Linked DNA regions of Homo sapiens: region 2 is linked to region 1. The links are chromatin contacts, found by Hi-C in ENCODE. All regions are on one chromosome and are shown on one strand. Each heading gives the region's core, a stretch centred on a gene start or an enhancer-like site at or near the end of the contact. The rest is flanking DNA. Distances are from core to core; before and after follow the strand shown. Region 1 holds the start of OR7D2 (olfactory receptor family 7 subfamily D member 2). Region 2 holds the start of ZNF177 (zinc finger protein 177).

What was found. Hi-C counts contacts between places; a loop is a spot of excess contacts on that map.
Region 2: a map with no recorded cell type shows a loop between it and region 1 (4-fold over the local background). The contact joins the promoter of ZNF177 here to the promoter of OR7D2 in region 1. A Hi-C loop is called at or near these places in 1 of 37 single-sample maps with no recorded cell type.

Annotation. Positions count from the first base shown.
Region 1 is chr19:9,172,930-9,180,521 of GRCh38, forward strand. OR7D2 (olfactory receptor family 7 subfamily D member 2) reads left to right here and starts at 6,050. Exons shown (of 3, transcript NM_175883.4): 1 at 6,050-6,194.
Region 2 is chr19:9,359,507-9,367,098 of GRCh38, forward strand. ZNF177 (zinc finger protein 177) reads left to right here and starts at 3,507. Exons shown (of 8, transcript NM_001172651.2): 1 at 3,507-3,578; 2 at 5,356-5,442. ZNF559-ZNF177 (ZNF559-ZNF177 readthrough) reads left to right here. Exons shown (of 13, transcript NM_001384659.1): 7 at 5,356-5,442.

The DNA of each region.
Region 1 (7,592 bases), core at 4,800-7,299:
CCTCCTGCCTCAGCCTACCAAAGTGCTGGGATTACAGTCATGAGCCACTGTGCCTGGCTCACACACATATATCTATATGTTAGTCTACTAGTTTCAATGTAAATGTTAGTTGGAAATCGATGGAAACAAATTGATATTCAATGAAGTTTGCAGTTGAGCAAGGTAACTGGTTCCCAGTTGCGGAATGGAATGAAGGGTCCTGTTTCTATGAGCTTTTGTTTCATAGCCACCCAAAACATGGTGGTTTAAAGCAACCACCAGGCCGGGCTCAGTGTCTCATAATCCCAGCAGTTTGGGGGCCAGGCAGGAGGATTACTTGAGTCCAGGAGTTCAAGACCAGCCTGGGCAACATGGTGAACCCCCGTCTCTCAAACAACAACACCCCACCACCTTTTATTTAGGGTTTGTTTGTTGACAATTTGGGCTGTGCTTAGCCTGAGAGTTCTCTTGACTGGCTTCTGCAGTCACTGTCTAGGTGGGGTGGGGTTTATTGTTCTTCGTTCAAGGTCTCATTCCTCCAGTCGTCCAGGTAAGGCCTGTTCACACATTGCTGGAGTGTTCCAGCAGAGCTTGTATTGGGAATGCCTATGCCCCATCAGCCAGTGCAATCATGGGTGAGCCCAAGGTGGAAGGGCACTCAGTTACACAAAAGGGGCTTGGATATAGGGAAGAAAAGACACAGTGGCCATTCTTTTCTGCAGTTGGCCACAAGGCCAGTATATTATTGCAAGAGTCTAAGTAAGGGGAACATCTTTATTGAGAAGTGATGAACATGTGGGAAATTCACATATTTATTTATTTATTTATTTTTTATTTTTTTTTTTTTTGAGACAGAGTCTCGCTCTGTCACCCAGGCTGGAGTGCAGTAGCGCGATCTCGGCTCACTGCAAGCTCCACCTCCTGGGTTCACGCCATTCTCCTGCCTCAGCCTCCCGAGTAGCTGGGACTACAGGCGCCCACCACCACACCCGGCTAATTTTTTTTGTATTTTTTTTAGTAGAGACGGGGTTTCACCATGTTAGCCAGGATGGTCTCGATCTCCTGACCTCATGATCCGCCTGCCTCGGCCTCCCAAAGTGCTGGGATTACAGACGTGAGCCACCGTGCCCGGCCGAAATTCACATATTTAAAGTATACAACCTGATCAATTCCCTTCTCTCTGTCTTATCATAATACTTTCCCTGGAAACTTTTTTTTTTTTCTTGAGACAGAGTCTCACCCTGTTGCCCAGGCTGGAGTGCAGTGGCACGATCATGGCTCACTGCAGCCTCAACCTCTCAGGCTCAAGTGATTCTCCTGCTTCAGCTTCCTGAGTAGCTGGGACTACAAGACACATGCCACCATGCCTGGCTAGTTTTTGTATTATTTGTAGAGATGGGGTTTCGCCATGCTACCCTGGCTGGTATCGAACTCCTGAGCTCAAGCAATCCTCCCATCTCGGCCTCCCAAAGTGCCGGGATTACATGCATGAGCCACCGTGCCCGGCCTGATTCCAGGTCTGATAGAAAAACTCAACCAACTGCCTATTGGAAAAACTTTGAATCTGCATATGACCTGGAAGCCCCACTTCCAGTTGTCCCACCTTTCTGGACTGAACCAATGTACATCTTTTTTTTTTTTTTTTTGAGACGGAGTCTCGCTCTATTGCCCAGACTGGAGTGCAGTGGCACATCTTGGCTCCCTGCAAGCTCCGCCTTCTGGGTTCATGCCCTTCTCCTGCCTCAGCCTCCTGAGTAGCTGGGACTACAGGTGCCCGTCACCATGCCCGGCTAATTTTTTGTATTTTTTTCTGGTAGAGACGGGGTTTCACCGTGTTAGCCAGGATGGTCTCGATTTCCTGACCTCATGATCCACCCGCCTCAGCCTCCCAAAGTGCTGGGATTACAGGCGTGAGCCACCGCGCCTGGCCGAACCAATGTACATCTTATACGTATTGACTGATGTTTCCCTAAAATGTGTAAGACCAAGCTGTAGCCTGACCACTTTGGGGGCACATGTTCTCAGGGTCTCCTGGGGTTATGTTATGGGCCATTGGTCACTCATATTTAGCTCAGAATAAATCTCTTCAAATATTTTACAGACTTTGATTCTTTTCACCAACATCCATATGAGAATTTAGTTCATCATACAGACATATCACAAGTCAAGTCAGAAAAGGCAAATTATGTAAAAAAAAAAAGTGCTTAGGAAACTAGAAAACTAGAAAATTTTTTTTTAATTAAAAAATTTTTTAAAAATTCCTAAATAAATAACTGATAGAAAAGAGAATGAGGGCTGGGTGCAGTGGCTCACACCTGTAATCCCAGCATTTTGGGAGGCCAAGGGGGGAGGATCACCTGAGGTCAGGAGTTCAATACCAGCCTGGCCAACATGGTGAAAACTTGTCTCTACTAAAAATATAAAAATTAGTCCAGTATGCTGGCGTGCGCCTATAATCCCAGCTACTTAGGAGGCTGAGGCAGGAGAATCGCTTGAACCCAGGAGGCAGATGTTGCAGTGAGCCGAGATTGTGCCACTGCACACCAGCCTGGATGACAGAGTGAGACTCCATCTCAAAAATATATATATTTTTATATATTTTTATTATATATATTTTATTTTTATATATATTTATTATTATATATATACATATATATATATATATAGCAAGAATTAGATGCCATTTTAATAGACTTTATTTTTTTAGAACGTCCACCAATGCTGCTTTGATTCAAGTCCACATGATCTGTCATCTGGGCTGTAGGTAGCCTGGCACCCTTCCTGCCCATTCTGCAGGGGAACATCATTGTACACATTTTTTTTTTAACACCCGGTGCTCTTACTTCCCTCCAGAAGGAAACCTAAACTCCAGTGTCCTCCATGATCTGACTCCTGTTTTTTGCTCCAACTCCATCTCTTGTTCCATCACCCTCCTGTCTTCTAATCCATCCTTTGTATTAAGAAGCAAATTACCTAAACCTTTTAAATAAGGCAAAAGGATGACCGCATTACTGTTCAGTATCATGCTGAAGCATTGTCTGACAGGCCTAGCTAGTTCTTTCCTTCTCAAGGCAATGTTCGTTTGTTTGCTTGAGACCTGGACTCTGTGAAGTTATTGCCAACCCACAGGGAATTAATCAATTGCAAATGATTTTTGTCCAGTCGAGTTGCAAATTACTTCAATTGCTTCTGTTCAGTTAAAAAGATTACCCCTAAATGGCCAGGCGTCATGGCTCATGCCTGTAATCCCAGCACTTTGGGAGGCCAAGGTGGGTGGATCATTTGAGGCCAGGAGTTTGAGACTAGCCTGGCCAATACGGTGAAACCCCATCTCTACTAAAAATACAAAAATTATCTGGGTGTGGTGGCACATATGCCTGTAATCACAGCTACTACGCCTCAGGAGGCTGAGGTGGGAGAATCACTTGAACCCGAGAGGCAGAGGTTACAGTGAGCTGAGATTGCGCCGCTCACTCCAGCCTGGGTGACAGAGTGAGACTGCACCAAAACAAACAAATGAAAAAAAATGAAATAATGTGTTAATAATTTTATATTAAAAATTATATTTCAGAAAAAATATTTACCCCTTTTTTTTTTAGACGGGGTTCGCTTTTGTTACTCAGGCTGGAGTGCAATGGTGCAATCTCGGCTCACTGCAACCTCCACCTCTTGGGTTCAAGCAATTCTCTCGCCTTAGCTTCCCAAGTAGCTGGGATTACAGGCGCCCACAACCACGCACAGCTAATTTTTTTTTTTTTTTTTTTTTGTATTTTTAGCAGAGACAGGGTTTCACCATGTTGGCCAGGCTGGTCTCGAACTCCTGACCTCAGGTGATCCACCTACCTTGGCCTCCCAAAGTGCTGGGATTACAGGCATGAGCCACCGTACCCGGCCAAGCACATTTTGTTGTATATTTGAAGTACTCGAAATTTATTCCTGCAAACCACACAGATTTTTGTACATTTAATTTTAATTTTAAAAGATCTGTCAGTCATTGACAGATGAATGGATAAACAAAATGTGTGTATATACATATAATATAATGAAATATTTTGTGGCTTTAACAAAGAACATTCTCCTGAGCATGGTGCCTCATGCCTATAATCCCAACACTTTGGGAGGCTGAGGCGGGAGGATCACTCAAGGCCAGGAATATGAGACCAGCCCGGCCAACATGGTGAAACCCCATCTCTACTAAAAATACAAAAATTAGCCGGACATGGTGGCGCACACGTGTAATCCCAGCTACTCGGGAGGCTGAGGCAGGAGAATCGCTTGAACCTCGGAGGTGGAAGTTGCATTCCAGCCTGGGCGACAAGAGTGAGGCTTTGTCTCAAAATAATAATATAAAAATAATAATAATAATAAATAGAAAAACAACAAAAAATAAAAAACAAATTAGCTAATTGGGAGACTGATGTGGGAGGATTGCTTGATCTCAGGTCTTTGGGATTGTAATGAGCTATGATTGTGCCACTGCACTCCAGCCTAGGTGACAGAGTAAGACCCTGACAAAAAAGAAGAAAGAAAAAAAAAGAGAGAGGAGAGAGAGAGAGAAAGAACATTCGGACACATATACAGCATACATGAACCTTGGCAATATTTCACTTAAATGAAATAAGTCAGTCACAAAAAGACAAACAGTGTATACTTCCGTCTATGAAGTAGGTACCACAGTCAGAATTATAGAGACAGAAAGTGGTATGGTGGTTCATTAGGGGCTGGGGAGGGTGAATGAGGGATGAGTGTTACGGGACAGAGTTTCAGCTTGGGGAGATGAGAAGATTCTGAATATGGAGGATAGTGATGGCTGCTGTGAATATACTTAATGCCACTGAATAGTACACTTAAAATGGTTAAGATGGTGAACTGTATGTTATGTATATTTTACCATCATTTTAAAAATTGAAAAAAACTTTTTTCTTATTGTTCAGTTCCTCCCAAACTTGCCATCAATGAAATTTTCCCCATCACTCTACCCAGATCGCTGTTTCTAATGTTTTCCATGCCATTAAATGTGATGGATATTCTTCAGCCTTTATTTTGCTTAGCCTTATAGCATCGTTTTACATGGTTGTTAGAAATAAATCTTGGAGTCATAAAGAAAAATGAGCACTCAAACAAAGGATTTCTCAGCAAAGCAAATTTACTTCTGCGCAGAAGGGTGCTTCTCGTAGGGTTGGCTGCTACAAGAGCACCCTGAACAAAGGAGAGTAGCAACTTTTATTCTTAATGCGACTCTTGACTTTGTGTGTCCTTTCCCCATTGGCTGGGGTCGGACAGCACAATCTAAACTAGACTTGATTGGTTACACATTTAAACTGTCTTAGATAAGGTGGGTGTGTGATGGGAGACAGAGGAGAGGAGGAAGGGGTCTTCTACAGAGGAATAGACAGCTAGTCTATTCTTAAATAAGGAAAGAAATGTGAGCTGGGGCTATGGCATATCTGGGCATGCAGCAAAATCAGAAAGAAGAAAAGGAGAAGAAAGTGTGTGGGGGGGGTACTTGGAATTAGAGAATAAGAAGCTGAGCAGGCTGTTTGAAGAGAAATCTTGCTGTATCTCGCAATGGTTGACTCTCCCTCTCTTGAAACAGGACTTACGACATGTCCACAGCCTGTTTAACGCCCTGCAGCCAACGCGATCACAGGGGATTCACGGAAATAGTTGCATCTCTATTTTCTTCTGTGTTACCTTGAGACCCTTAGGCACTGGGATTACAGAGAGATGGGTCTTTGTAGCTTCTGCGACACATTCCAGAGGGGAAAACCTCTTTATCTCAAAGCCAAACCAATAGTGATGAAAGCTCTTCCAAGAATAAAGAGGCCCCAAGAGGGTGGGAGGTGCAGAGAGAGTCACCTGGCTTCAGAGCTGCCTTCTTGGAAACAGAATTAGAACACATCATACCTTTCTGCCATTTGCTCTTGATCCCAAGGGAGCCGAATGGGTTGGAGAGTAGAACATCACTGGAACAGTGGATTTAATGAGGAAGGATGAGACATCAGCTCCCTGGGGCTTGAGAAACCATAAATACTTCCCTAAAACACCTCACCTGGACAGTTTCCTGACGCCACACTCATGCATCTTAGAGAGGAGAGTTAGGATGACTTCATGACAAGTTCCATCTCCCCGCCTTTCCCTGCTAGATTCTGTCTTCAGCATTCAACAGTCAGGGGAGGAAGACGTCATACCAGCATTTTTTTTTTTCAAGCAATGTCAGTTGAGTGACTCACACTATCCTTGTTAGTACCGTGTGTGAAAAGGATTTAAAAAGTAGTGTGGGGAGGAACAGAGATGGAGGTAACAGGGTTGATAATGTCTCATGATTTTTAAAATGTCTCTAGGATTCCCTTACCTGGTTATAGATGTCTTAAGGCATTGCAACTTTTGGGAGGCTGAGGCAGGCGGATCGCTTGAGGCCAGGAGTCTAAGACAAGCCTGGCCAACTTGGTGAAACCCCATCTCATCTAAAAATACAAAAATTAGCTGGGCATGGTGGCGGATGCCTGTAATCCCAGCTACTCGGGAGCCTGAGTCAGGAGAATGGCTTGAACCCGGGAGACAGAGGTTGCCATGAGCCAAGATCACGCCACTGCACTCCAGCCTGGGTGACAGAGTGAGTGAGACGCTGTCTCAAAAAAAAAAAAAGATTCTATTGCAACTGTTTCTGTCACCTCCACCTCTGATGGCCTTTCATTCTGGAAACTAGTGACTTTCTCAATGTCAGTAGGAACTGGCACTTCCTTGAGTGGATTCCTTTCAGTCTACCTGCTAACACCTTCCTTTTTCTTCTCTAGTATAATATAATAGTTCTCGGCCGGGTGCAGTGGCTCATGCCTATAATCCCAGAACTTTAGGAGGCCGAGGCGGGTGGATCACAAGGTCAAGAGATCGAGACCATCCTGGCCAACATGGTGAAACCCTGTCTCTACTAAAAATACAAAATTAGCCGGGCATGGTGGTGTGTGCCTGTAGTCCCAGCCATTTGGGAGGCTGAGGCAGGGGAATTTCTTGAACCTGGGAGGCAGAGGTTGCAGTGAGCTGAGATTGCACCATTGCACTTCAGCCTGGGCAACAAGAACAAAACTCCGTCTAAAAAAAAAAAAATCAACAAAGCAAAGCAAAACAAAACAAGTATGTATTAAATGTTCACTCTGCACCAGATGTTACATATATTATCATTGCAATTGTGAATGGACTTTTTTTCCTCTTATTTTTTCTCATGGCTGTTTGCAGATACATAAGAAAGCTGATGACACTGATTAGTTGTAATTAATTGTGTTTAAGTTGACTTTTTTTTTTTTTGAGACAGGGTCTTTCTGGGCTCAAGCAAACCTCCTGCCTTGGCCTCCCAAGTAGCTAATTTTTTAAAAATCTATTTTTGTAGAGGCAAGTGTCTCATTTTGTTGTCTAGGCTGGTCTCAAACTCCTGGCCTCAAGAATTTCTCCTGCCTTAGCCTCTCAAAGTGCTGGGATTACAGGCAGGAGTCACAGCACCCAGCCAGGCTGTTACATTTTATTAAATGAATTTTAGCTTATGTTAAAACCATGGTTTCTTTTTCTGCCTTGCTCTATTCACGCATATACTTTGTTATCTGACTTGCCGATATTAA
Region 2 (7,592 bases), core at 2,257-4,756, 180 kb after region 1:
GCCTATAATCCCAGCACTTTGGGAGGCCGAGGTGGGTGGTGGATCACCTGAGGTCAAGAGTTCAAGACCAGCCTGTCCAACATGGTGAAACCCCATTCTCTACTAAAAATGTAAAAATTAGCCAGGTGTGGTGGAGCACACCTACAATCCCAGCTACTTGGGAGGCTGAGGCAGGAGAATCACTTGAACGCAGGAGGTGGAGGCTGCAGTGAGTTGAGATTGTGCCATGGCACTCCAGCCTAGGCAACAGAGCAATACTGCATCTTAAAAAAAAAAAAAAAATTATAGTCTATTGTGTGCAGTAGCATTATGTCTAAAAAACAAAGGATGCACCTTAATTGTAAAATACTTTGCTTAAAAATTCTGACAGAGAAACAAAGTGAGTATGTGTTATTGGAAAAATGGTGCTAGTAGACTTCATCAGTGGCCACAAACCTTCAATTTGTAATAACCTTCAATTTGTAATAAAAATAAAACCCCACACGTTATCTGCAAAGCACAATAAAATGAAGTATGTTACATGTTGATTTTCAGGAATTAGAAGAAAATGAGAGTATTGTTGTCATCGGAAATAAGAGGATTGTTTTGCCAAGCTACTGAAAAAAAAAAAAACTTTCATTCCTTTGTCAACTGCAAGAATGGTAATATTTGACAAGAAAAACCCAACTTGTCAAATACTACGATTCTTGCAGTTGACAAAGGAATGAAAAGTTAATAGCATATGTGAGGCTGGACACGGTGGCTCACACCTGTAATCCCAACACTTTGGGAGGCCAAGACGGGTGGATCACCTGAGGTCAGGAGTTCGAGGCCAACCTGACCAATGTGGCAAAAGCCCATCTCTACTAAAAATACAAAAATTAGCCAGGCATGGTGGCAGGCACCTATAATCCCAGCTACTGGGGAGGCTGAGACATGAGAACAGGTTGAACCCGGGAGGCGGAGGTTGCAGTGAGCTGAGATTGCGCCACTGCATTCCAGCCTGGGCAACAGAGGGTGACTCCGTCTCAGAAAAAAAAAAAAAGTATATATGAGCATTTAACAAGGCTATAGGTTTTGATTTTGAGCCCTGAAAACCCCCAGGTTTAGTTTCATTGGGAATTTGTATTCAAACATGTCTCTGCTCTGGATCCATAGGTGGCACAATTTTGCCAGTTTTTGATGCATAAATGGTGACAGTATCCTTTAACAAAATTCCTAAAGTAGTCTTTTAAAAAAATAATTCTGAAAATCTGGCCAATGATAATACAGGACTCGGAAGAAAATACTACCCATTGAAATTGGAAAGCCTGTTTTCAATTTGGGGTCTGCTTTTTTTTTTTTTAATTGCTTTAAGAGATTAAGGATTTTAGACACAAACACGTCATAAAGTGTTTTTAGATTTGCATGAACCTACTGTGGTTTAGTATAAATAAACCCCTAACATGAGTGTTACAGATGCCTGTGAGGGTATCTTGGGGGTTTCTACACTGCCTACCCCAAACCTGACTGCAGTCAGAGCCAACAGGGCCCCACGTAGGCAAAGGCTATGTCATTAATTCTCAAATGAGATTCGTCCAAGCGGGAAATGCACATCTAGTGCAGTAGTTTTAGGCCAGCCTTTTTCAGAGCCTCAGGCTCTGCCTGTCACCTTGAAGACATCCATGTGGGTCCCCTCAGGGCTTCTCTTTGCCATAAAAATAAAATGATTGCTCCCACCAATGTTTGCGTCCATGGGAGAGGAGGTAGGAGCAGCAGTACTTGTCCTGTGTGTGGGAGACACTTGAAGGGCTCAGTGGGAATTGTCAGCAGCAGGGAACAGAACAGGTGGTGAGAAGAGTCATTCCACTGAGTTTCTGGGCCTTTGACTCCCTGAAACTTCCTTCTCCTCTATCCAACCTCCCTCTCCAGAAAAAAAAAAAAATAATTTAAAAATGGAATCAGTGTAATCAGTGAAGTAGCTGTATTCCAGTGAACAAGCAGCCTGCCCTTGCATCTGCATGCATGCAGCCTTGGCGTTTTCTCTAGAAAAAAGAGAGGTTCTACCTCGTGCATGAATACAGGTGGAGGCCAAGACCAGCATTAACAAAGGCTGTGTGTTTGCCATGGAGCTCAGGAGGGCTAACAGTCATTTTACTTCTGCCTCCGACCATCACACTTTGTCCCCAGAACAAAGCCAAGAGTCCTTGGTCAATGAAAGTGTGTAAATATCCTCACACTTCCCCTAGTAGTTCCTTTTTAGGCTGTAATCATGTGCTAAAGAAAAGAACCTAACTTCTTAAAATCTTTCCCTTTTTGGATGTAGATTGAAATTTTTGTTTTAAACACAATGGCCCTAATGTCTAAATCTAATGTTAGTAATTAATCCCTAGTGCTTTAAGGATCTTCTGTTTATAGGCAGTTATTTTATGGAGCTGGTCTCTGTGAGAGGCACAGACTGCCAGGAGGGGTTGAGATTTCCTTTAACCAGGATTCTTAGTTCTGAATGGCTCTAGTGAATAACATTAACAATGATTCTCTGGCCGGGCACTCACGCCGGTAATCCCAGCACTTTGGGAGGCCTAGACGGGTGGATCACTTGAGGTCAGGAGTTCAAGACCAGCCTGGCCAACATGGTGAAACCCCGTCTCTACTAAAAATACAAAAATTAGCCGGGCATGGTGGCAGCCGCCTGTAATCCCAGCTACTTGGTAGGCTGAGGCAGGAGAATTGCTTGAACCTGGGAGGCGGAGGTTGCACTGAGCCCACAGTGCGCCACTGCACTACAGTCTGGATGACAAGCAAAGCTCAATCTCAAAACAATAATTTTTAAAGTAATGATTATCTTAACCATTCTTAAATCCTTCTGTCTAGTAGGAATCTTATTCATGGGAGTGTCTGGAAAAGGGACAAAGAGCGGCTATTGAGATTTTTTTAAAGCCTGGATTTGGGATGTCTGAACAGTGAATAACTCCAAAGCCATTTAAAAATCATCTTTTTTTCTACCACCGGACTGAGCTTTTCAGTTTTAATTCCAAGGTTCCAATCATATAGATGTGAGTCAAACCCTGTTGGGCCAAACAGGATCTCCTTTGTTGGCGGATAATTTCAAGTGCTCACAGAGACCCTCCGTTTTTTTTTAAATACCTGGACTTAATTGTTTAAACTGGAGTCCGGACCAAAACATCTCTGACCTCGGGGGTCTTCCTTTGGTCAGGAAGAGGGGAGGGAGCAATTGGACCCCTTTCCCTCTGCGGCTGCAGAGTCCAATTTTCCTCTGGGGACATTTGCTTTTTCCCTTGGGGAAGACAGTACGGATTCTAGTTCTGTGGACTCTTTTACTTAGCTTTGAGACCCAAGCAAGTTAATTGGCTTGTGCCTCTTATTTTACTCTAATGCAATGAATAAAGACAGTCCCAGCCTTCGCCCTAAGGGAGCAGGAGCACCTGCGATGCCCCGTTCCCAAGTCCTCAGGGCGAATCCGCCAAATGTGCGAGCTGGGCAGCCCACCCCTTTCAGCTGCTGGCCGGAAGCGGAAGTGGGCGTCCGTCGCCTCGCCATCTCCCATAGCTGTCGCCTGCAGCTGAGAAAGGGTTGCTGTCCCAGCAGGCCAGGTCCAGGTGCGCCCCACTAGTGAGGCCGGCGGAATCGGGAGGGAAGGGGTCAAGGGCACAGTGCGCAGCCCCGGCTGCTCCAGACCTTGCCTGCAGCTTCCCGCCCCAGCCTCCGGCTATCGCGGCGTTTCTTCTCAGAGGCCGCCGGCTTTGGTTCCTCCCGGCACTGCTGGGCTTGGGGCTGCCATTCCGGGCATTGGTTCCCGGGAGGAGGCAAGTGGGTTCATGTGGTCAGAGTGCGTCGGCGGGGCCTTTTCTCCACTTTCTGTACCCTTCTCTTTAAACGTCGTCCCCAGTAGGAGACTATTTTTTCTCAAGAAAATGCTCTCTTGGACCTCACTTTCCGTTGTTAGAAGGCATATCTTGGGATGCGCGTTATTGGTTTGTGGAGATCGTCCCTTTTTTTCCCCTCTGTTATGTGGATGCACCCTAGTGCCTGATACACATTTGAGTTCCTATCTGAGTGGGCTTGTGCATGTTTTTTCGTATTTGTGGACTTAGGTCTTCAAGGTTTATTTTTGAAAGTCAAGTTGTTGGGTCAAAGCATAAATGAATGTGTAATTCCTAGGTATGACCAGATCCCCCTCTATGGGACTTGTGCTTTTTTGAGCCCTCAGGGTGTGTTTTGTATGCAGCAAGCAGCAGACCTTAGTTTTCAGTTTACCTGTAGTTTCTTTTGGATGTTTACATATTGACATATCGTTTATGAATAAGAACTTTATTCTCCCTTTATAATCCTATTACGACCCACTCCTGCCCTACAAATTTACTGCCCTGCCTACGACCTCCGAAACATTAGAAGGAGCAATCCTTGCTGCCTTCCAGGTCTCAGAAAGAAAGCTTTCAGCTTGTCACTACTTACATGTTTGCTATGTGTTTTTGATAGATTAAAGACATTCCCTTCTGTAACAGCTTTATTGACATAAAATCATATATTTCATCTCATTTAAAGTGTATAAATCAGTGGTTTTTAGTATATTGAGTTGTGCAACCATGACTACAATCTAACTCTAGAACATTTTCATTGCCCCAAAAGAGAATCCCATACTCATCAGCAGTTACTCCCCCATGGTTGGCAAGTTTTTGGGCTCTATTCTTGAGTTTTTTTATGTTGTCATACACCAGGTCAGATTGATTTAGGTAAAAACAACACTCTTCATTTAAGAATATACAGATGTTCTCCTTTTCCAGCAGTAAGTCAAGGCCTCGGCGGTTTTGGAGGACAACTGCAGCTAGAGTCAACTTGGGCCTGGAGGACTGATGAAGTTTGTGATATGACTGTGATGCTAGCAGAGAATTCATTAGAGAGACTATGGAAGGTCCTGACAGAGGTTGAAATGCCTGCTATTCCAGTACCGAGAGCAATAGTGGAGGCAGAAAGTCTTAAACTGACAAGGGAATTAGTGGAATAACTCTTTTTGTCGTGTCGGTGTCATGAGGGGAACAGGGAGCTCTTCAGTCCTATTTGCAAATTGCATTTTGAGAGTAAGGAAAACTAGTGTGCATGTGCCTGTCCAATTAGCAGGTAGACACATGTAGGTAGAGGATCCACAGAGGAAAAAGAGACCTTGTGCGAGGCAAAACTGGAGATGCAAAGTAAAAAGATGAGGAGTGCTGAAAGGGGTGTCTTGTACTTAGAATCCTAGGGATCCAGCTAGGGCGGCAGTCGTCAGAGGTTGTAATGGGGACTGATGAGGTAATTGCGTCGAGGGGGAGGTTCGATTTTCATGGTGTATGAGAAAACGTCGAGTATCTACAAGCAACCTTTCACTGTTATTTTCAGGGCTGGGTATAAGTAAGCAAGAAGAGGGCCTGGGAGAAGAGTCTGACGAGCAAGGGGAAGGTAGCCAAGGATGGAGTGAAATACAGGGTAAGTGTCTTCCTAAGCAATAATTACTGCTAATGTTTTTAAGTTTGCCACTACTGATAGAGGGCTTGTCTGTAATATGGAGCTGGAAGGCTCCAATTGTTTCAGTGATGTGTGTAGTTGGGCTTTGGAGATGAAGAGTAAAGGAACATCGAGAAGGTGAAAGTTTACCTAGGGGAATTCCAGTGGGTCTTTGCTGAGAGATACATAAAGGAGCTGCCACAGGAATAGTAGTTTGTGTTGTGAGAGGTCTAAATATGGGGGGAGTAGAGTTGATATAAGGAGGAAGGTTTTAGGTCTTTAAGAACACAGGCTAAGGGAGAAGGGGGAATGGAGGGCAGAAGCTTGCCCATAGTGAAGGAGGCAAGCCCAGAAAAAAGAGAGAGTAGAGACATGGAGAGAAGGGGTGGGGGCTTCTTGTCCTCCAGAAAAGCAGAGAAGGGGTAGAGACACAGAGAGAAGGGACCGGGGGGTTCTTGCACCCCAGAAAAGTGGAGAAGGGCTAGAGATATGGAGAGAAGGGTTCAGGGGTTCTTGACCCCCAGAAAAGCGGAGAAGGGTAGACACATGGAGAGAAGGGGGTCAGGGGGTTCTTGCCCCCAGAAAAGCAGTACTTGCCGCTAAGGGTGAAGGACCAAGGCAGGCATCCCCACGTGGTCAGACACCTCTGAAATGTGGGTGAATAATCAGGCAGGCGTCCCCGCATGATTAAACACCAAGGGAAGACTGTCTTCCCGAGTCCATGACCGGCGCCGGAGTTTTGGGTCCATGGATAAAACACGTCTCCTGTCTACGAGAAAAGGAAAGGAACTGAAATTGAGAGAAGGGAGAGATTGAAGTGTGGCGCCAAGATTGAAATGAGAAAGAGGTTGAGGGATAGTAAGAGAGGTTGGAGAAGAGAGTAAAAAGAGGCCACTTACCTGATTTAAAATTGGATTGATGTTCCTTGGCTGGTCGGTCTGAGGACCTGAGGTCATAGGTGGATCTTTCTCACAGAGCAAAGAGCAGGAGGATAGGGGATTGATCTCCCAAGGGAGGTCCCCAGATCTGAGTCACAGCACCAAATCTACCTCTGTCGCCAGGCTAGAGTGCAGTGGCGCAATCTCGGCTCACTGCAACCTCTGCCTCCCGGGTTCAAGTGATTCTCCTGCCTCAGCCTCCCAAGTAGCTAGGATTACAGGCATGCTCCACCACACCCGGCTAATTTTTGTATTTTTAGTAGAGACGTTCTTTCACCATGTTGGCCAGAGTGGTCTGGATCTCCTGACCTCGTGATGCGCCCACCTTGGCTTCCCAAAGTGCTGGGACTACAGGCGTGAGCCACCGTGCCTAGCCTCATTCCTTTTTTTAATGAGACAAGGTCTTTCTCTGTCACCCAGGCTGGAGTGCCGTGGTGCCCTCGACCTCCCTAGCTCGGCCTTCCACCTTAGCCTCCCGAGTAGGTAGGACCACAGGTGTGGGCCACCAAGCCTGGCTATTTTTTTAAATTTTTGGTAGAGATGAGATCTCACTGTGTTACCAGGCTGGTCTGAACTCCTGGGTTAATGTGATCCACCCACTACAGCCTCCCTAAGTGCTGAGGATTACAGGCATGAGTCACCATGCCTGGCCTTCATTTTCTATTGTCAAATGATAGTCCATTGTATGGATATACCACATTTTCATTTATCCGTTCATCGGTAGATAGACATTTGGGTTGTTTCTCCTTTTTGGCTAATATGAATAATGCTGCTGTGAATATTTCTCTTGGGTATATACCTAGGAGTGGAATGCCTTGTTCATGAGACGAACTTTTATGTTTAATCTTCTGGTAAAATGCTAGGCTGTTTGCCAACGTGGCAGCACCACTTCCCACTTCACTCCCCTCCACAAAAAAACAAGAGAATTTCTCCACATCCTCATCCACACTTGTCTTTTTAATTACACTCACCTTAATGTGTGAAGTGGTATCTTAATGTGGTTTTGATTTGCATTTCCCTGGTGTCTAATGATGTTCAGCATCTTTTCATGTGCAGTTGACCTTTTTATCTTTAGAAAAATGTACATTCAGATCATTTGCCCATCTTTGAATTGTGTTTTCAAAAGTCAGCTGAGGCTGGGCGTGGTGGCTCACGCCTGTAATCCCAGCACTTTGGGAGGCCCAGGCGGGCGGA